Linked DNA regions of Homo sapiens: region 2 is linked to region 1. Evidence: read pairs that join two places in POLR2A ChIA-PET (ENCODE). Cell type or tissue: A673. All regions are shown on one strand. Links, peaks and the distances in the headings refer to the core of each region. The heading gives the core; the rest is flanking DNA.

The links. ChIA-PET counts read pairs that join two places held together with the same protein. Peaks named below come from ENCODE experiments on the same cell type or tissue, not always from the same donor. Only the 100,000 strongest peaks of a DNase experiment are listed, where the experiment ranks them.
Region 2: POLR2A ChIA-PET joins it to region 1 with 7 read pairs; 2 of 35 experiments call an interaction of 5 or more read pairs at or near these places.

What each region holds. Positions count from the first base shown.
Region 1 is chr7:100,758,919-100,768,307 of GRCh38, forward strand. ZAN (zonadhesin) reads left to right here. Exons shown (of 48, transcript NM_003386.3): 18 at 803-927; 19 at 1,473-1,618; 20 at 3,297-3,440; 21 at 4,888-4,998; 22 at 5,109-5,278; 23 at 6,434-6,636; 24 at 7,607-7,748; 25 at 8,092-8,339; 26 at 8,913-9,093. Among named protein-coding and RNA genes, the nearest start is that of ZAN, 30 kb to the left of the region's middle. In A673, for the core only: no CTCF peak of the experiment used is centred there; no DNase peak of the experiment used is centred there.
Region 2 is chr7:100,543,929-100,553,806 of GRCh38, forward strand. It overlaps AGFG2 (ArfGAP with FG repeats 2), which reads left to right. Exons shown (of 12, transcript NM_006076.5): 2 at 4,894-4,987; 3 at 6,468-6,583; 4 at 9,419-9,572. LOC124901708 (a long non-coding RNA gene) reads right to left here and starts at 2,568. Exons shown (of 2, transcript XR_007060453.1): 1 at 2,480-2,568. In A673, for the core only: no CTCF peak of the experiment used is centred there; a DNase peak (open chromatin) is centred at 2,013; H3K27ac peaks cover 2,324 bases.

The DNA.
Region 1 (9,389 bases), core at 90-8,089:
ATGAAAAAAAAAATTAAAAATCAGGCCGGGCTCAGTGGCTCACGCCTGTAACCCCAACACTTTGGGAAGCCGAGGTGGGGGGTTCACCTGAGGTCAGGAGTTTGAGACCAGCCTGGTCAACATGGTGAAACCCCGTCTCTACTAAAAATATAAAAAATTAGCCAGGCTTGGTGGCAGGCACCTGTAATCCCAGCTACTTGGGAGGCTGAGGCAGGAGAATTGCTTGAACCTGGGAGGCGGAGGTTGCAGTGAGCCAAGATCGAGCCACTGCACTCCTGCACTCTAGCCTAAGCAGCAAGAGCAAAACTCTGTCTCAGAAAAAAAAAAAAATTAAAAAATCAGCTGGGTATGGTGGGACACACCTATAGTCCCAGCTAGTCGGGAGGATGAGGCAGGAGGATCGCTTGAGCCCAAGAGTTGGAGGCTGCAGTGAGCTATGATCACACCACTGCACTCCAGCCTGGGTAGCAAAGTGAGATCTTGTCTCGAAAAATAAATAAATACACACATAAATGAAGTTAAAAACAAAAAAGCAAAGAAGGCAGTGGTAGTGGTTAGGGAGCACAGACGCCCTGGAGGATGTTCCAGCCACTGAGTGGAGACAGACACGCTGCGGCTGCAGGCTCTTCTGGAAGAGGCAGTCGTGGTCTGCTCCTGTGTGGATCCGGCCTCCCCTACTGGACTTTGGGGCTGGTGTCTCGGTGGCGCTCATCTCTCCCTGCGGCGCCAGGCTCAGGGCACTGCTCGCGGCAGATGTTCAGAAATGAGCCACTGGGCTCTCTTCATTCCTCTCCCTACCCAGACCCATTCTTCAGGGTGACAGCCAAGAATGAGGAGCAGGGACAGGAAGGCGTGTCCTGCCTGAGCAAAGTCTACGTGACCCTGCCCGAGAGCACCGTCACCCTGCTTAAGGGCAGACGCACTCTGGTGAGCCCCATTCCACCCCCACCATCCTTGCAGGGTCTGACTGTGTGTCCTGGCCAACCCTTCCAATCCCTGAACCTTTCCACGGATGGGGTTCAACAAGACAGTGACCTGCAATCCCAGCTCCTTGGGAGGCTAAAGTGGGAGGATTGCTTGAGGCCAGGAGTTTGAAGCCAGCCTGGGCAAGATAGCAAGACCCTGTCTCTTAAAAAATAGAAAAAATTAGCCTGGTGTGGTGGCACTTGCCTGTTGTCCCCTCTACTCCAGAGGCTGAGGTGGGAGGATTGCTGGAGCCTGGGAGGTCGAGGCTGCAGTGAGCTGTGATTGCACCATTGCACTCCAGCCTAGGCAACATAGTAAGACACTGTCTCCTAAAAACAAAAACAAAAACAAAACAGTGGTGAGGAAGCTCCAGTCCACTCCTGGTGGATGAGATTGTTAGGCCGCTGTGGATGGTGTCCTGCCTCCCAGCTATGGAAATGAAAGTCTGCTGGGGTCCTCCTTGACCCCCAGCTCTGTCTGTCTCTTGCCTCTGCCCTGCCTTCCAGGTTGGGGGTCAGCAAGTTACTCTCCCAGCCATACCCTCTAAAGGCGTCTTCCTGGGTGCAAGCGGGCGGTTTGTGGAGCTGCAGACGGAGTTCGGTTTGCGGGTGAGATGGGATGGTGACCAGCAGCTGTATGTTACTGTGTCCAGGTAAGGCAGTGTCCCAGCCAGGCAGCTGCCACTTCTTCCTGCTGCCTCTTCCTGCTGCCTCTTCTTCCTGCTGCCCACCCTGCCCACTCCCCTTCCATCCCTGGCACCACTACTTGATCCTTTATGCATTCACGGATGGGAAGCACCCTGCTTAAGTGGCAGGGATCCCTTTGGACCAGGAGACAGGAGAAAATGGTTTCGGGGCATGTGATAGATAGCAGGATGGATGTACATGCTTTGGGAATGTGCTAGAAGGAGCACTAGTGAGTTCTGGAGGCTTTCTGAAGGGCAGTCACCTGGTCCCATTCTCGAAGGAAGAGTGGCTCCCCAGATGGACAAAACAAGGGAAAGCAAGATTCTTCTTCTTCTTTTTTTTGAGACAGGATCTCTCGCTCTGTTCCCTAGGCTGGAGTGCAGTGGTGCTATCTCGGCTCACTGCAACCTCTGCCTCCCAGGTTCAGCAATTCTCCTGCCTCAGCCTCCCAAGTAGCTGGGATTACAGGCGCACACCACCATGCCCAGCTAATTTTTGTTTTTAGTAGAGATGGGATTTCATCATGTTGCCCAGGCTTGTCTCGAACTCCTGACTTCAGGCGATCCTCCTGCCTCGGCCTCCCAAAGTCTTGGAATTACAGGGGAGCCACTGTGCCCGGCGAAAGAAAGACTTTATAAAAATACTTTATAGAGGCCAGGTGCAGGGGTTCCCGCCTGTAGCCCTGAACTTTGGGAGGCTGAGACGGGAGAATCCCTTGGGGCCAGGAATTCCAGACCAGCCTGGGCAACATAGTGAGACCATATCTCCACAAAAAAATTTAAATATTAGCCAGGCGTAGTGGCCTGCACCTATAATCTCAGCATGCTGGGAGGCCGAAGCAAGAGGATCACTTGAGGCCAGGAGTTCCAGACCAGCCTGGACAACATAGTGAGATCCTGTCTCTTAAAAAAAAATTAGCTTCTCGTGGTGGTACTTGCCTGTAGTCTCAGCTACTCAGGAGGCTGAGGTGGGAGAATCGCTTGAACCCAGGAGTTGGAGGCTGCAGTGAGCCGAGATTGCACCACTGTGCTCCAGCCTGAGCCACAGAGGGTGACCCTATCTCTAAAATAAATAAAAAAATAAATAAATAATTTGGCCAGGCACGGTGGCTGACACCTGTAATCCCAGCACTCTGGGAGGCCAAGGCAGGCAGATTAGGAGTTTGAGACCAGCCTGGCCAACATGGTGAAACCCCATCTCTACTAAAAATACAAAAAAATTAGCTGGGCGTGGTGGTGTGTGCCTGTAATCCCAGCTACTCGGAAGGCTGAGGCAGGAGAATCACTAGAACCCGGGAGGTGGAGGTTGCAGTGAGCCGAGGTTGCACCACTGCCCTCTAGCCTAGGTGACGGAGAGAGACTCCATCTGAAAAAAAGGATAAATAAATAAATAAATAAATAAATAAATAAATAAATAAAGTGGGAGTGTTTTAGGGCCAGCAAGGGGTTTGCTGTGGCTGGACAATGAACAGAGGGGAAGGAGGCTTGGGGGAGGGCCATGGGGTCCTCTTGTCCAGTCCGCACCTCTTCATCCTCCTCACGCCCTCTGTTTTAGGATCCCAGCTCCTTGCCTTCTCTGCCACTGCCCCTCGAGGACCGAGGCTGCTTCTCTCCATTAACGCCAGCTCCTCTCCTGTTCCCCTAGCACATACTCTGGCAAACTCTGTGGTTTGTGTGGGAACTATGACGGCAACAGTGACAATGACCACCTGAAGTTGGACGGCAGCCCAGCAGGAGACAAGGAGGAGCTGGGGAACAGCTGGCAGACGGACCAGGACGAGGACCAGGAGTGAGCAAGGAGCCCTCCCACCGGGGCCCTGGGAAGGTTCCGTCCCCTTCCTGGAACTCTCTTTTTTTTTTTTTTTTTTTTTTTTGAGATGGAGTCTCCTTCTGTCGCTTAGGCTGGAGTGCAGTGGTGCGATCTCAGCTCACTGCAACCTCCGCCTCCCAGGCTCAAGCAATTATCCTGCCTCAGTCTCCCGAGTAGCTGGGATTACAGGCACCTGCCACCACACACAGCTAATTTTAGTATTTTTGTAGAGATGGGGTTTCACCATGCTGGCCAGGCTGGTCTCAAACTCCTGGCCTCAAGTGATCCACCTGCCTTGGCCTCTCAAAGTTCTGGGATTACAGGTGTGAGCCACCACACCACCACGTCCAGCCCTCCACCCGCCCTTTTTTTTTTTTTGAGATGGGATCTCCCTCTGTCTTCCAAGCTGGAGTGCAATGGCACGATCGTGGCTTACTGCAGCCTCAAACTCCTGAGCTCAAGCAATCCTCCCTTCTCTGCCTCCCAAGTAGCTTGGACTACACCATGCCCAGCTAACTTTAACAAAATTTTTTGGTAGACATGGGGTTCTCACCAGATGGGGGGTTGACCAGGCTGCTGGCCCTCCCCAACGGTTTTTTTTTTTTTTTTTGAGATGGAGTCTTGCTGTGTCACCCAGGCTAGAGTGTAGTTGTGCAATCTCAGCTCACTGAAACCTCTGCCTCCTGGGCTCAAGTGATTCTCACGCCTCAATCCCAATGAGATTATAGGCACATGCCACCACACCTGTCTGATTTTTGTATTTTTAGTAGAGACGGGGTTTCATCATGTTGGCCAGGCTGGTTTCGAACTCCTGACCTCAGGTGATTCACCTGCCCTGGCCTCCCAAAATGCAAAATGCCGGGATTACAGGCATCACCACCACACCCAGCCTGTGCCCTCCCTTTAAAAAATGACTGGCATTGCCCCTTTCTCCTCTCTACCCTGGAGACTTCAAGTTGTTCTTTCAGTTGCTCAATATTCTTTTTTGTTTGTTTGTTTGTTTGTTTTTAGAGACAGGGCCTTGCTCTGTCGCCCAGGCTGGAGTGCAGTGGTTCAATCACAGCTCACTGCAGGCTCCAACTCCTGGGCTCAACAGATTCTCTCACCTCAGCCTCCTGAGTAGCTGGGGCTATGGACGTGCGCCATATGAAATATGAAATAAATAATTTCATATTTATTTTTAAAGAGATGGGATCTCAGTGTGTTACCCAGGCTGGCCTGGAACTCCTGGGCTCAAGCAATTCTCCCTGCCTCGGCCTCCCACAGTGCCTGGCCAGGGCTCAGTGGTCAAACATCCTCTGGGAGGGGTTTCCCAGCTGACAGGCTGGTTTGCCGGTCCCGGCCTGCCAGCCTTGCTGCCTGCTGGGTTAGGGATGAGCTGGAAGCGAGCTTTGTCTTTAGGGAGTTTGGGGTGGGTCTCTTGCAGGTGTCAGAAGTACCAGGTGGTGAATTCCCCGTCTTGTGATTCATCTCTGCAGAGCAGCATGTCGGGGCCAGGGTTCTGTGGACGGCTGGTCGACACTCATGGCCCATTTGAGTATGAAGGAGGGCAGGCAGGGTCGCACAGGGGCGATGCTTGGCACCTGGGCTCCTCCAAGGCTCTACCCCCTTCCACTGCATTCCCCCTGACTTGGTCACTCCCCTCAGGACATGCCTGCTGCACGTGAAGGCCGCTTCCTTCTTCGACAGCTGCATGCTTGATATGTGCGGATTCCAGGGGCTGCAGCACCTGCTGTGCACACACATGTCCACCATGACCACCACCTGCCAGGACGCAGGCCACGCTGTGAAGCCCTGGAGGGAACCCCACTTCTGCCGTGAGTTGTGCCAAACTCAGAGGAGAGGCCGGGCACGGTGGCTCACACCTATAATCCCAGCACTTTGGGAGTCCGAGGCAGGTGGATCATGAGATCAGGAGTTTGGGACCAGCCTGGCCAACACCCCGTCTCTACTAAACATACCAAAATTAGCCAGGCATGGTGGCATATGCCTGTAGTCCCAGCTACACTGGAGGCTGAGGCAGGAGAATCGCTTGAACCCGGGAGGCAGAGGTTGCAGTGAGCCGAGATTGCGCCACTGCACTCCAGCCTGGGCGACAGAGTGAGACTCCATCTCAAAAAATAAAATAAAATAAATAAATAAATAAATAAAAATACAGAAATTAGCTGTGTGTGGCAACGGGTACCTGTAATCCCAGCTACTTGGAGGCTGAGGCAGGAGAATTGCTTGAACCTGGGAGGCGGAGGTTGCAGTGAGCCGAGATTGCACCACTGCACTCCAGCCTGGGTGACAGAATGAGACTCCATCTCAAAAAATAATAAAAATAATAAATAAATAAATATACAAAAATTAGCTGTGTGTGGCAACGGGCGCCTGTAATCCCAGCTACTTGGGAGGCTGAGGCAGGAAAATCGCTTGAACCCGGGAGGTGGAGGTTGCAGTAAGCAGAGATTGCGCCACTGCACTACAGCCTGGGCAGTGAGAGCGAAACTCTGTCTTTAAAAAAAAAAAAGTGTTTCTGTGCAGCCCAAGTCATCACACGCAGGCACACGGTACAGGCCCTAGGCAGGGGAGGCAACGAGGCTGCCTCCCAGCTCCTGGTGTGGCCCAGCTCTTTGGGGAAGCTGCTTTAGGGCAGGCCTATCCCCTGACTCAGACCTCACAGGTGGCCCCGGTCCCCTGCGGGCCAACAGCTCACCTGGGGCATGTCTACACAGCAGCGCTGCCAGTGGTGGGTCCATCTGCTCCCACCATAGGTCTATCTAAGTCTCTCAGGGCCGGCGCCTTAGTGCTGGCCCTGCAGCCCCAGGGAGCCAGCCAGGCTCCTTGGGGAAGCTTCTCACAGTCACTCTCTCTTCTCGAGATTGGCCAGAAGCCTGGAGCTGGGGCCCTTCCGAACGTGTCCTTCCTGTTTCCCACCCAGCCCCGTGGCTTGTTCGTCTCCTTCTCACCCAAGCTTCTCCCTCCACCAGCAATGGCCTGCCCGCCCAACAGCAAGTACTCCCTGTGTGCGAAGCCATGCCCTGACACCTGCCATTCAGGATTCTCCGGCATGTTCTGCTCAGACCGGTGCGTGGAGGCCTGTGAATGCAATCCGGGCTTCGTCCTCAGTGGCCTCGAGTGCATACCTCGCTCCCAGTGTGGGTGCCTCCACCCTGCAGGCAGCTACTTCAAGGTGAGCGGCTGCGTGGACCTCTCAGCCCTGCAGCTAGAAAGGGCCTGCTCCCTGCTCTCACACCCCCTGCAAGCTCTTTCTTTTCTTTTCGTTTCTTGTTTTGTTTTGTTTTTGAGACGGAGTTTTGCTCTGTCGCCAGGCTGGAGTGCAGTGGCACGATCTCGGCTCACTGCAACTTCCGCCTCCTGGGTTCAAGTGATTCTCCTGCCTCAGCCTCCCGAGTAGCTGGGACTACAGGCATGCACCACCATGCCCAGCTAATTCTTGTATTTTTAGTAGAGACGGGGTAGGGGGCGGTTTCACCATGTTGGCCAGGATGGTCTTGATCTCTTGACCTTGTGATCTGCCCACCTGGGCCTCCCAAAGTGCTGGGATTACAGGCATGAGCCACCATGCCTGGCCCTTGTTTTTTGGTTTTTTGTTGTTGTTTTTGGTTTTTGTTTTTTTTTTGAGACAGAGTCTCGATCTGTTGTCCGGGCTGGAGTGCAGTGGCACGGTCTCAGCTCACTGCAACCTCCGCCTCCCAGGTTCAAGCGATTCTCCCGCCTAAGCCTCCCAAGTAGCTGGGATTACAGGCGTGCACTACCACGCCAGGCTAATTTTTGTATTTTTAGTACAGATGGGGTTTCTCCATGTTGGCCAGGCTGGTCTCAAACTCCTGACCTCAAGTGATCCACCCGCCTTGGCCTCCCAAAGTGCTGGGATCACAGGCGTGAGCCGCCACACCTGGCCTCGGATAGATCAATTTTGGTTGAAATGATGAACAGACCCAGAAATGATGTAGTGACTGAAAAAACGAATGGATGCCAAGCTTTTGCAGCGAATCTCGGAGCTTCAGGAAGAGAGGATGTCTCCCCACTATTAAGCCAGTGATCTGAACAGCTCTGGTGAGCTCTGGTGTCAGATCTGGGAAAAAACAAAACAAAGCAAAAAAAAACACTTTCTCTTCCTTCCCTGCTGTCTTCCCCAGGTAGGGGAGCGGTGGTACAAGCCAGGCTGCAAAGAGTTGTGCGTCTGTGAAAGCAACAACAGAATTCGCTGCCAGCCCTGGAGGTGTAGGGCCCAGGAGTTCTGTGGCCAACAGGATGGTATCTATGGCTGCCATGCCCAAGGTGAGCCATCAGGGTGGAAGGTGAGCTGGGGGCTGCCCAGGCAACACCAGGCAAGGTGATGGGTCCTGCCCAAAGCAGCTTCCCCAGACAGCTGAGTCTCCACCAGGGCCTGGGAGGGGCAGCAGGGGCAGCATTTTCAGGGACCCAAAGGGTGAGGTTGGGGACGTCAGTGTTTCTCTTAGGCAGCTCCAAGCCAAGCCAACCACACTTCCTAGGGAAACACCACATCTGTGGGTGGGCCGTGGGGACCATGCCAATGTGGGCTCTCCAGGATGGCAGCTCTGAGTCAAAGCTTCCGGGGCATGGAGGAGTGAGACTGTGAACTCCATCTTCTTCTCCACAGGTGCCGCCACCTGCACAGCCTCGGGTGACCCCCACTACCTGACCTTCGATGGCGCCTTGCACCACTTCATGGGCACCTGCACCTATGTCCTGACCCGGCCTTGCTGGTCCAGGTCCCAAGACAGCTATTTTGTTGTGAGCGCCACCAACGAGAACCGCGGGGGGATCCTGGAGGTCTCCTACATCAAAGCCGTCCACGTGACAGTCTTTGACCTCAGCATCTCACTGCTCAGAGGCTGTAAGGTCATGGTGGGTGTCTTCCTCCTGCCTCCTGGACCCTGAACACCCAGCCTGCTTGCTTCTCTCCTGTGCCCCTCCTTGCCCGGATGCCCACCTCTCTGGCTCCTTAGAGCACCTGGGAAGCACCTGCAGCTGACCCAGACCCTCTTCTCTGGACTCCCTCCTCCCTCTGTGAAATACCCACCAGCACCAGCCCCTCCTGCTCCCAGTTTTTTGCCGTTTTTTTTTTTTTTTTTTTTTTTTTTGAGACAGGGTCTTGCTCTATCACCCAGGCTGGAGTGCAGTGGTGCGATCATAGCTTATTGTGGCCTTGACCCCCTGGGCTCAAGTGATCCTCCCACCTCGGCCTCCTAAGTAGCTGCAACTATAGGCATGCACCACCTGCACGGCTAATTTTTTTTTTCACTTTTTGTAGAGACGGGCTTTCTCCATGTTGCCCAGGCTGATCTCGAGATCCTGGGCTCAAGCGATCCTCCGCCTCGGCCTCCCAAAGTGCTGGGTTTGCAGGCATGAGCCCCCGTCCTTGCCTTTATCCCGAGTTCTTTCCTGACTCTCCTTTCTACGTCCTCCCTGCCTCTGCAGCTGAATGGCCATCGGGTGGCCCTACCTGTGTGGCTTGCACAAGGCCGGGTGACCATAAGGCTCAGCAGCAACCTCGTCCTCCTCTACACGAACTTTGGGCTCCAAGTTCGCTACGACGGGAGCCACTTGGTGGAAGTGACAGTCCCCTCCTCCTATGGCGGCCAGCTCTGTGGGCTGTGTGGTGAGTTTCCTGGGCACCTGCGGGGAAAGCTGGGACAATGAGTAGGCGTGTGACCTGGTCCCAGCTCCCCCAACATCTCTGTGAGGTGTTCTAAGTACTTGTCAACTGACTAATTCGTTGAGGACATTAGGCATGAAGGTAGGAGTTAAGGGAAGACGGAGATGAAGAGACAGAAAGGGGCCAGGCGCGGTGGCTCATACCTGTAAATGCAACACTTTGAGAGCCCGAGGAGGGTGGATCACTTGAGGTCAAGGGTTCGAGACCAGCCTGGCCAACATGGCAAAAACCTGTCTCTA
Region 2 (9,878 bases), core at 1,573-9,572, 210 kb before region 1:
AACATACACATATGCTTGTTTGTTTAGTTACATTTCTAATTCTTGGAGGATGAATCTGTCATTTGAATCTTAAGACGTGGTAAAAATTGCTGCTAAAAAGCATCTATTTGCAAAGCAGTGCTTTAAATGTTCTTTCTTGTTCTGGTTTGCCTGAATGCGTCTGTGAATGAACCACTGTTCCTCAGAAAGAAAATGGATGTTGAGGCCTGAGATCTCATTGACACAAGGATGGACGCTAACTTTGACACCCAGTTTTTTCAGCAAAGTATGACATATTTCCTTGATGTGGCTGTTTGGGTCCATCTTCAATCCATCGTTCTTCAGGTGTTTGTAATAGACACTTATCTCTTCTATTTCTGCCCAACTTTACTGTGATCACAGGAGTCAGAATTAAGGTGGGCAGAGCTCTGGGCTGGGTGTCAAGAATGCACTTGACAGCTCTTTATTTGTGACAAGTTCCTGCCCTCCTTGTGCCTTACTTTCCCTGTCGGGCTTGCTGGTGGTTCTTAGTTGAAGCATTTTAATCTCCATGGGAGGAAAGGTACAGTATGTTCTTCAATAATTCAGTACTTTTCCATCTGTCTGGGTTGGAGAGGTACACATGTACCTTGCCCCTGTTTTAGTCCCATCCCTCCATCCCCTCCTCTGTCACCTTTCATGTTGACCTCTGCTGGGCAGAGGTGGACAGAGTCTCTCACTAAATTACAGATGTAGGTGCTGTTTCATAAGGGGTGCATGAACCACTTGAAAAGCCCCGAAGGAAGTGATAAATTACTAAAGGGATGAGAAAAAGCTCGACGTGGGGTGGTGGGCGGGGGGGTGGGGATGAGAGAGGTGAGGGCAGAGGGAGACATGTAAAAAAGATTGAGGTTGAGCCTAAAGGGAAGGGCGGCTGGATGCTATCAGGAGTCTACCTGGCTCTAATCAACAGGACAGCTGTTTATCATTGCTGCTGAGGAGGAACAAAGGAAATGGGTTGAAGCAGAATTTAGATCAGGAAGAGGGTTCCTAAAATTAGTGAAATTGACCCTGGAGCAGGGTAATAGGAGAGCCTTCCTCTTAGGGACTATTAAAAGTTCCTAACAGGGACTCTTCATGGTGATGTTTGCATCCAAGATAAGAGCTAAACTGGTTTAGTTGTATCCTGTTCAGAAGCAGAGGAGTGAAATCCCAGAGCAAAGAAACACGATCTGGGGTGTATGAATCTGAACACAATTGTTCAAAGGCAAGGATTTCCCAAGTCCAAATTTGGCACAAATGAAAAAGAACTTGGGTGCTGGGTGGAACTGGTTTTTTTCCATTGTTGACCTGGCAGAACTTTCTTATCTGAGCAGCTGAGCAGGTTTGATGCTTTTATGAAGCAAGATAGAAGCAAAAATATGGGCCAGCATGAGGGTGATGATCACAGAAAAACAAAAGGTGTGGTATTTGTGGAAATAGTACTATGCCTAATGGAATCAGAGAGGAGACGGGAGGGAGGGAAAGAGAGAGGACTGGGCAGTTGTTAGCAGCTACACATACAAGTGGCTTCAGCTGCCAAATAATTCAGAATACTTCATATGCCCTTTAGGTGCCCTGTGAAAAAGAAACTGAAGTGGATAAAGACAACCTGACTGGCTGGAGGCTTGAGTCCTAGTAATAATGTACTTTCCATTGGAAAAACTTACTCTATTCTGAGAAAATAAATTGATCTCTGTTCCTCCCCAGCACTTCCTGGTTAGAAATACCAGAATGAATTTGCTGTGATTACCTCTTTTGGGAGGAACCTGAGAGTTATGTTGGGGAGCTGGGTGCAAGTGGGAGAGCTGGGCCTGTTTAATTCCAGGCCAGTGACTCACATCTGGTCCGCTGCATGACCCTGGTGTGTACCCAGTGAAATGCAGCACACCTAGGCCACATGGTTTTAGCTACCAGGAGGAAGGGGGCTCTCGTTTCTAAATTGCTTCTTTTGGCCAGCAGTGGCCTCTCTGTGATTCAGAAAGAAAAACTCTGACTCATAGGCCATGTAACTAGGCCCCCTTCCTAGGCTGCAGTGTTGCCTTGTAGAGAATTCTCCCTGCCCCCAGACTGTGGCTCTGGTTGTACAAAATCCAGTCTACAGACATCAAGGTCAGAGCAATGCTTTTTGTACTGTGCTATGGAAACATCCTGTTCCATCAGATTCATTTGGCCCAAAGCACCTAAATCATTTCTTATTTTCTCTGCCTTCCCATCATCCTGTCACGTCTGCCGCCCCCCCCGCCCGCCACCCCCACCAAAAATAAACTCTTTTAGTCCAGGCTCAACCATAAGTTCTGTTCTAAGCATCCCATTTTGATTGATGCCTGGGTTGAGTCCTGCCTCCTCCCCCTAACAAGGAAGCATACCTCCCTGTTTACAGTTCGCTAACAGTTCCTGGTTATCCATTCAGGAAATGTCAATGACCTTTTTGTGATAGGCTTAGAATCTGTTTTTCTAGTGTAAACATAATACATTTTACCTTCCCCATGACTGTTTCTCTTCCTTCCGCAACTGCTGCATCCTGGAGTCACGTTCTCCCTGATCCATCAGTGCCTGACTGAATAGCACCCTACTGCAGTAAGAAGTACCTTTGTCCAGGCTTCCTGGGTTCTTCTTGTGAGCTCCTGGTGATAAGATAACTCTGTCCTATAATTTTTGTATCCCCCACAGTGCCTCCCATAATGCCTTGTGTTTTGGCAAAGTAAATTTTGTTTGTAGGAGGTGAAGGAGAAGACCTTTGAGATCACAGGGACAATGAGGTCTGGCTAGACTTCAGAAAGCCCTGACATTCTGAAGGGGAAGGGCCTAGTGGTTAAGGTGAGAAAGTCTAAAAGCAGGCTGGCTAGAATTAAAAGCAAAACCAAACCAAGCCATTAGCAAGAGAGGCCTTAGGAGAGAGAATGGACTATCTCTGAAATGTGATCGGAAGACAGTCTTCGGGGCAGACCAAGCTTAAGAGCTATTGTTTGATATGTAGTAACAAAGCCTTGCTTTCGTTTTTCCCTGAGCTTATCTTTCCTTGGGGGCATCAGTCCTCTTTGATATTGCTTGTCTTTTATAAGAGCATTTTTGAGACCCTTTATACCTAAAGGTCTAGCAGCAGAATTGCTGCAAACAGCGTCAACTGGAGCCTCCAGTGTCCTGTCCTTTGTTAAAATCCCATAATGAGTAATTTATCATCCGCAGGGTGGCCGCCCTTACTGTTCACTCTGTACTGAGTCCGCCCACTCCCTGCCCCCCACCCCCACCACCGCTGCTTTTGCTTACACCTCGCTGCTGTTCTCCCAGACTTGGCAGGAGCACTTGGATTCTGTGTGTGCACCTGTTAGTGTGAATGTATGTTTTCCCCACCTTCTTTGTGAATTTTCAGGATTTTCATCTGTTAAATATTTTTGTCTCTTTTTCCCCCTTTGCGCTTCCTGAGGATGTCAGCCAGGACCCTATTCTGGATTTTTATTTGAGCAACTCGATTTGGCCATTTTTTTTTTTTCCATGAGAGTAAAAGTCTGAAGAGGCCTCATCTGCTGAGACTGCTTCCCTCCTGTCCCAGGATCTAGCTTGTTTTGGTTTGGGCAGTTTTGTTTAATCCAGTGAGGGTAGTAGACCTAGACCAGAATAATACTTAAGGTGCAAGGACAGGGGAACCTATGAAGCCCTGCCTGGCTTAGCCCCAAGTTTCCTGTATTAGAACACTCCTGAGACCAGTTGAGTGGGGACAAGGAAGCCTTCTCTTCTCTTATAATCTCCACAGGGTTCCTGGAGGCAGAACTGGATTCCCAGGGAGTTAACAGAACATACAGAGGAGGCACAAAAGCATTGCCACAGGTTACATATTCCTCGCCCATGCCAGCCTTATAGCTCATGGTTGAACTTGACTTCTTCCTGCTTTATTGAGAGATACAGAAATAAGAAAATCAAATATTTCTTTTCCTAGAGATGGCTTCCTGAAAGAGAGGGACCCTCTCCATCCCACCACCACTCCACCCTTCTTTGTAGACACAAGGAGGACCAGCTGGGCTAGAGACTGTTTTTTGTCACCATATCCTGTTTTTGTTAGTGTTATCAAGAATAGTACTGGGCCTTCATTTTTGCCTTCCCTCATGCTTGAAGGATTTGTGTTTTTGTGGGCCCTGGGACCTTGGGGATGGGCTGTAGGTCTAAAACAATGATAAAGTAGGAAGTGGGAAGTGGTCACGTGTCTGAGTTCCCAGAAGTACCCCCCTCGGCCTACAGGCTGAACACTGAAACTACTGGGATCTGAGCCAGGCTAGAGGAGGCTTCTGGATGGGCAGGCTCTACCTTTCCTCTCCAGAACTACTGGGATCACAGGATGTTCCTGACTCTCTCTTCCCTGTCTCTTTGGAGATTCTTTTTTTTGGGGGTTGGAGGGGGGTGGTGGGAGTGGGGACAGAGTCTTGCTGTTGCCCAGGATGGAGTGCAGTGGGGTGATTTTGGCTCACTGTAGCCTCTGCCTCCCAGGTTCAAGCGATACTTGTGCCTTAGCCTCCTGAGTAGCTGAGATTACAGGCGTGCACTACCATGCCCGGCTAATTTTTGTATTTTTAGTAGAGACAGGTTTTCACCATATTGGCCAGGCTGGTCTCGAACTCCTGGCCTCAAGTGAGCTGCCTGCCTCGGCCTTCTAAAGTGCTGGGATTACAGGTGTGAGTCACTGTGCCTGGCCTCTCTTTGGAGACTTCTAATATCTCCAAAATATTCCAAATATTTCCCTTCTTTCCTGGAATTAGGAAGTAGCTTCAGATGGGGGGGTTCTATCTGAGCTTAGTTTATATGCTATTCTTTCACCCTTTCTCCCTCCTCCTCCTCCTCCCATGAACAGCCTGCCATGCTAACTGCATTATACTTCTCTTTCTTCCTGTTTCTCTCCCATAGGAGAGGGCTGAACCCCCCTCATCGTGTCAAGTCAATCTCCATGACAACTTTCACTGAGCCTGAAGTAGTATTCCTGCAATCCCGTGGAAATGAGGTGAGCTGCCACCGATGGAGTGGTGAGAAGGTCACCTATCTGCAGGTGGGGCTTTGCCTCAAGATTGTAGGGAAACCTTACGGTTTTATTTTTGGTTGAGTTTCTCTTAATTTTTTCATATGTATGATTTCTTTCCTTAGGTATATTTACAGAATCTTTATTCTGTTATACAAATCATGGTTTGTCTAGGCCTCCTTTTCAGGAGTCAGGGGAAGTAGCAATATCGTTGTAGGATGTGGCACCTGAGCAATGGAGGGGTAGAATGACCAGAGCTCCAGAGCGTGAGCATTCAGAGTTGACTGGGCCAGCCCCTCTGAGGAAGCTTTCCTGGAGCCAGCTCTGCTGCCTTCAGCCTCGACAACCTGGATTTAAGTGCATATCTTGTACTGGAAAGTGACTTAAACCCCTTCCCTAGCTAAATCTGCCGATCAGAAGTTGCTATCCTTGGCGTTAGCAGTACCCCAGCTTATGGGTGATTGGTTTACTTAGAGGGTATCCTCAAGGGCCTCTGGAGGTGTCCTGGAAGCCAGAGCTCTGAAAATTGTCCTGGACCCTACCCTTAGTGAAATTTAATTCTCCATAATTCTCATGGCCCTCTATTTTCCTTTTTCAATACATGTCACAAAATGTGATTATAACTTTAGTTTTATTTATCTAAGATATGACTGCCCCATTGGATTATAAACTCTGCGAGGACAGGAATCATATCTGGTTTGTAGGTAGACCCAGATCCTAGCACTGTGTCCATGCTCAATATTTGTTTATTTATTTATTTATTTATTTATTTATCAGAGACAAGCTCTTGCTTGCTCTGTCACCCAGGCTGGAGCTTAATGGTGCAATCTTGGCTCACTGCAACCTCAACCTCCTGGGCTCAAACGATCCTCCCACCTCAGCCTCCCAAGTAGCTCGAACTATAGGCACATGCCACCATGCTCCACTAATTTTTGTATTTTTTTAGAGAGTGGGTTTCGCTGTGTTGCCCAGACTGCTCTTGAACTCCCGTACTCAAGTGATCCACCCACCTCGGCCTTTCAAAGTGCTGAGATTACAGGTGTGAGCCACCACATCCAGCCAATATGTATTTACTGATGAATAAATAGGAAGTGGTGGCTGGGCGCGGTGGCTCATGCCTGTAATCCCAGCAGTTTGGGTAGCTGAGGTGGGCAGATAACGAGGTCAAGAGATCGAGGCCATCCTGGCCAACATGGTGAAACCTCATCTCTATTAAAAGTACAAAAATTAGCTGGGCGTGGTGGCGCATGCCTATAGTCTCAGCTACTTGGGAGACTGAGGCAGGAGAATTGCTTGAACCCCGGAGGTGGAGGTTGCAGTGAGCTGAGATCGTGCCACTGCACTCCAGCCCGGCGACAGAGCGAGACTCCGTCTCAAAAAAAAAAAAAAAAAAAAAAAAAGGAAGTGGTATTTTTTGTATTTCCTGCTTTCTGCTCCCACTCCTCTGACACCTTCATTCTTTTAGGTTTGCCGGAAGATTTGGTTGGGTCTGTTTGATGCTCGGACATCTTTAGTACCAGATTCCAGGGATCCTCAGAAAGTGAAGGAGTTTCTCCAGGAAAAATATGAGAAGAAGAGATGGTAAGGAGTAGGAAAGAGGTTGCTATGGAAACGTGTTCAAGACATTCTTCATCTGACAGTCCAGTTTCTAGAGTTGAATTTGGCCTTCTCACAAAAGACTAGACTTGGGTCGATTCTGTTCCACTCACATTCAGTTACGGCTAAAATAAATCTACATGAAAGGACAACTTGTTCTCAGTCACTAACCCTGCAGATTTTATGTCCTCTCTTTTGGAGAGATAGTAGACTGATTGGAGTCGGGAGGTAGGCCTGTGGGTGTTCATTTTTATAGCTCAGCTGATCTTATGTATGGGGAGAGATGGCTGGAAGCACACATCCTATAGTTTTATTCCTTTAACCCATCATTTTATGATTTTTTTTTTTTTTTGAGACAAGGTCTCACTCTGTTGCCCAGGCTAGAGTGCAGTGCCACAGTCACAGCTTACTGCAGTCTCAGCTTCTTGGAGCTCAGGTGATCCTCCTACCTCATCCTCCCCAGTAACTGGGACTACAGGTGTGTGCCACCATGCCTGGCTAATTTATATATATATATATATATATATATATATATATATATTTCTTTTTTTTTTTTTTTTTGAGACAGAGTCTCGCTCTGTCACCCAGGCTGGAGTGCAGTGGCGTGATCTCGGCTCACTCCAAGTTCCACCTCCCAGGTTCACGCCATTCTCCTGTCTCAGCCTCCCGAGTAGGTGGGACTACAGGCGCCCGCCACCACACCCAGCTAATTTTTTGTATTTTTAGTAGAGACGGAGTTTCACCGTGTTAGCCAGGATGGTCTCGATCTCCTGACCTCGTGATCCGCCCACCTTGGCTCCCAAAGTGCTGGGATTACAGGCGTGAGCCACTGCGCCCGGCCTTAATTTTTATATTTTTTGTAGAAATGAGGTTTCACCACGTTGCCCAGGCTGGTCTGAAACTCCTGGGCTCAAATGATCTGCCTGCCTTGGCCTCGCAAAGTGCTGGGATTACAGGCGTGAGCCACCGTGCCCGGCCTTGTTTCATGATTTATATGTACAGTCAGCCCTCTGTATCTGTAGATTCTGCAACCATGGATCCAATCAACCTCACATCAAAAATATTTGGGAAAATAGGCCAGGCAAGGTGGCTCACGCCTATAATCCCAGCACTTTGGGAGGCTGAGGTGGGCAGACCACTTGAGGTCAGGAGTTCGAGACTAGCCTGGCCAACATGGTGAAACCCCGTCCCTACTAAAAATACAAAAAAAATTAGCTGGGTGTGGGGGTGGACACTTGTAATCCCAGCTACTCTGGAGGCTGAGGCAGGAAAATTGCTTGAACCCAGGAGGCGGAGGTTGCAGTGAGCTGAGATCATGCCACTGTACTCCAGCCTGGGCAAAGAGAGAGAGACTGTCTCAAAAAAAAAAAAAAAAAAAAAAAAAAGTAGGGAACACAAAAAATAACAATACAACAATAAAAAATAATACAAATAAGGCCAGGTGTGGTGGCTCATGCCTGTAATCCCAGCACTTTGGGAGACCGAGGCGGGTGGATCACAGGGTCAGGACTAGTTCAAGACTAGCCTGGCCAAGATGGTGAAACCCCGTCTCTACTAAAAATACAAAAAATTAGCCAGGCATGGTCATGGGCACCTGTAATCCGAGCTACTCAGGAGGCTGAGGCAGAGAACTGCTTGAACCCGGGAGGCAGTGGTTGCAGTCAGCTGAGATCGTGCCACTGTACTCTAGCCTGGGTGACAGAGTGAAACTCCGTCTCAAAAAAAAAATAATAATACAAATAAAAAGCAATACAATATAGCAACTATTGCATGGCATTTACATTGTATTAGGTATTATAAGTAACCTAGAGATGATTTAAAGTATATTGGAGGATATACATATTTGATGCAAATACTTCACCATATTATATAAGAGACTTGAGTGTCCCGTCCTCTGATTATGGAATTGTCAGGGGGATCCTGGAACCAGTTCCCTGAGGATACCATGGGACAACTATATTTTGTCTTCCTGATGAAGGAAACAGCATCTCCATTCTCCCTTACCTTTCCTCTCCCCTGGTATCACTTCTTGTGGGATCTCTGGGGTGTGTACATGTTGGGAGGTAACTGTGAGGTAGAGAAGAGAATGCAGAGAACAAAGAGATTGATGTGGATAAGACCACACTGTGGAGTCCCTCCTAGGGATGTCCTCAGGATTAAGCTGACACTTACAGAGTAGGGGCCACATACACTGTAGTGGAAGGGAATTGTCCCGGCAGGAGCTGGCAGGATGGAAGTGTGGATTGTGAGCACCTAGAGGATGAGGCGGCAGGCAGCTTTTCTATGGAGCTGAGAAGAAGGAGTCTGAAGAAACACCCAGGAAATAAAAGAGGGGGACCTTTGCCAGGTGTGGTGGCTCATGCCTGTAATCCCAGAACTTTGGAGGCTAAGGCAGGAGGATCACCTGAGGCCAAGAGGTTGAGACCACCCTGGGCAACATAGTGAGACCTCTTCTCTACAAATAATTAAAAAATTAGCCAGGCATGGTAGCATGTACTTGTTTGTGGTCCCAGCTACTTGGGAGGCTGAGGCAGGAGAATCACTTGAGCCTAGGTAGTTAAGGCTGTGTTGAGCCAACATTGCCCCACTGCACTCCACCCTGGGCAACAGCGAGACCCTGTCTCAAAAAAACCAAAAGATGTTCAAGGGGATGCTCAAGATAGGCAGAACTTTGCTAAGTTGCTCGGTTCCCTTCAAAAAAGGGAATCAGTAGAGAAAAATGAGCATAGATTTTGACTCCTGTGTCTTCCCAAACATCTCAGCTGAGCGTGGTCCAAAGTTTTATCCCTCTCTTTACAGCCTAACTATTCTTTCTCAAAGGTATGTCCCCCCAGACCAAGTCAAGGGGCCCACTTATACCAAAGGCAGTGCCTCCACCCCTGTGCAGGGCTCCATCCCAGAAGGGAAGCCCCTTCGGACACTTCTGGGTGATCCTGCACCGTCTCTCTCAGTTGCTGCCTCCACCTCGAGCCAGGTAACTCTCAGATCTGCTCGTCATGTTTCTTTTGAGATTTGGGAGACAGGAGTGTCAGTTTCCTGAATCAGATTCCCCGGACTTAGCAGACAACAGTGCAGGAGCTGTGAGTTGGGTCTCGGCTCTGCTGTTAACCTGTATCTTGTATTTGTCACTTCTGGACCTCATATCTTTTGGAAGTCAGAACCTAACAGGAAGTGGTATTTAGGAAAGTCAGAATATCAGCTCCAAACCTGAGCATTCCATCAAAGAAACACAGAAGGGGCTGGAATATGGTGTCCAATACCTGGGAAGGTTGAGGAGTAA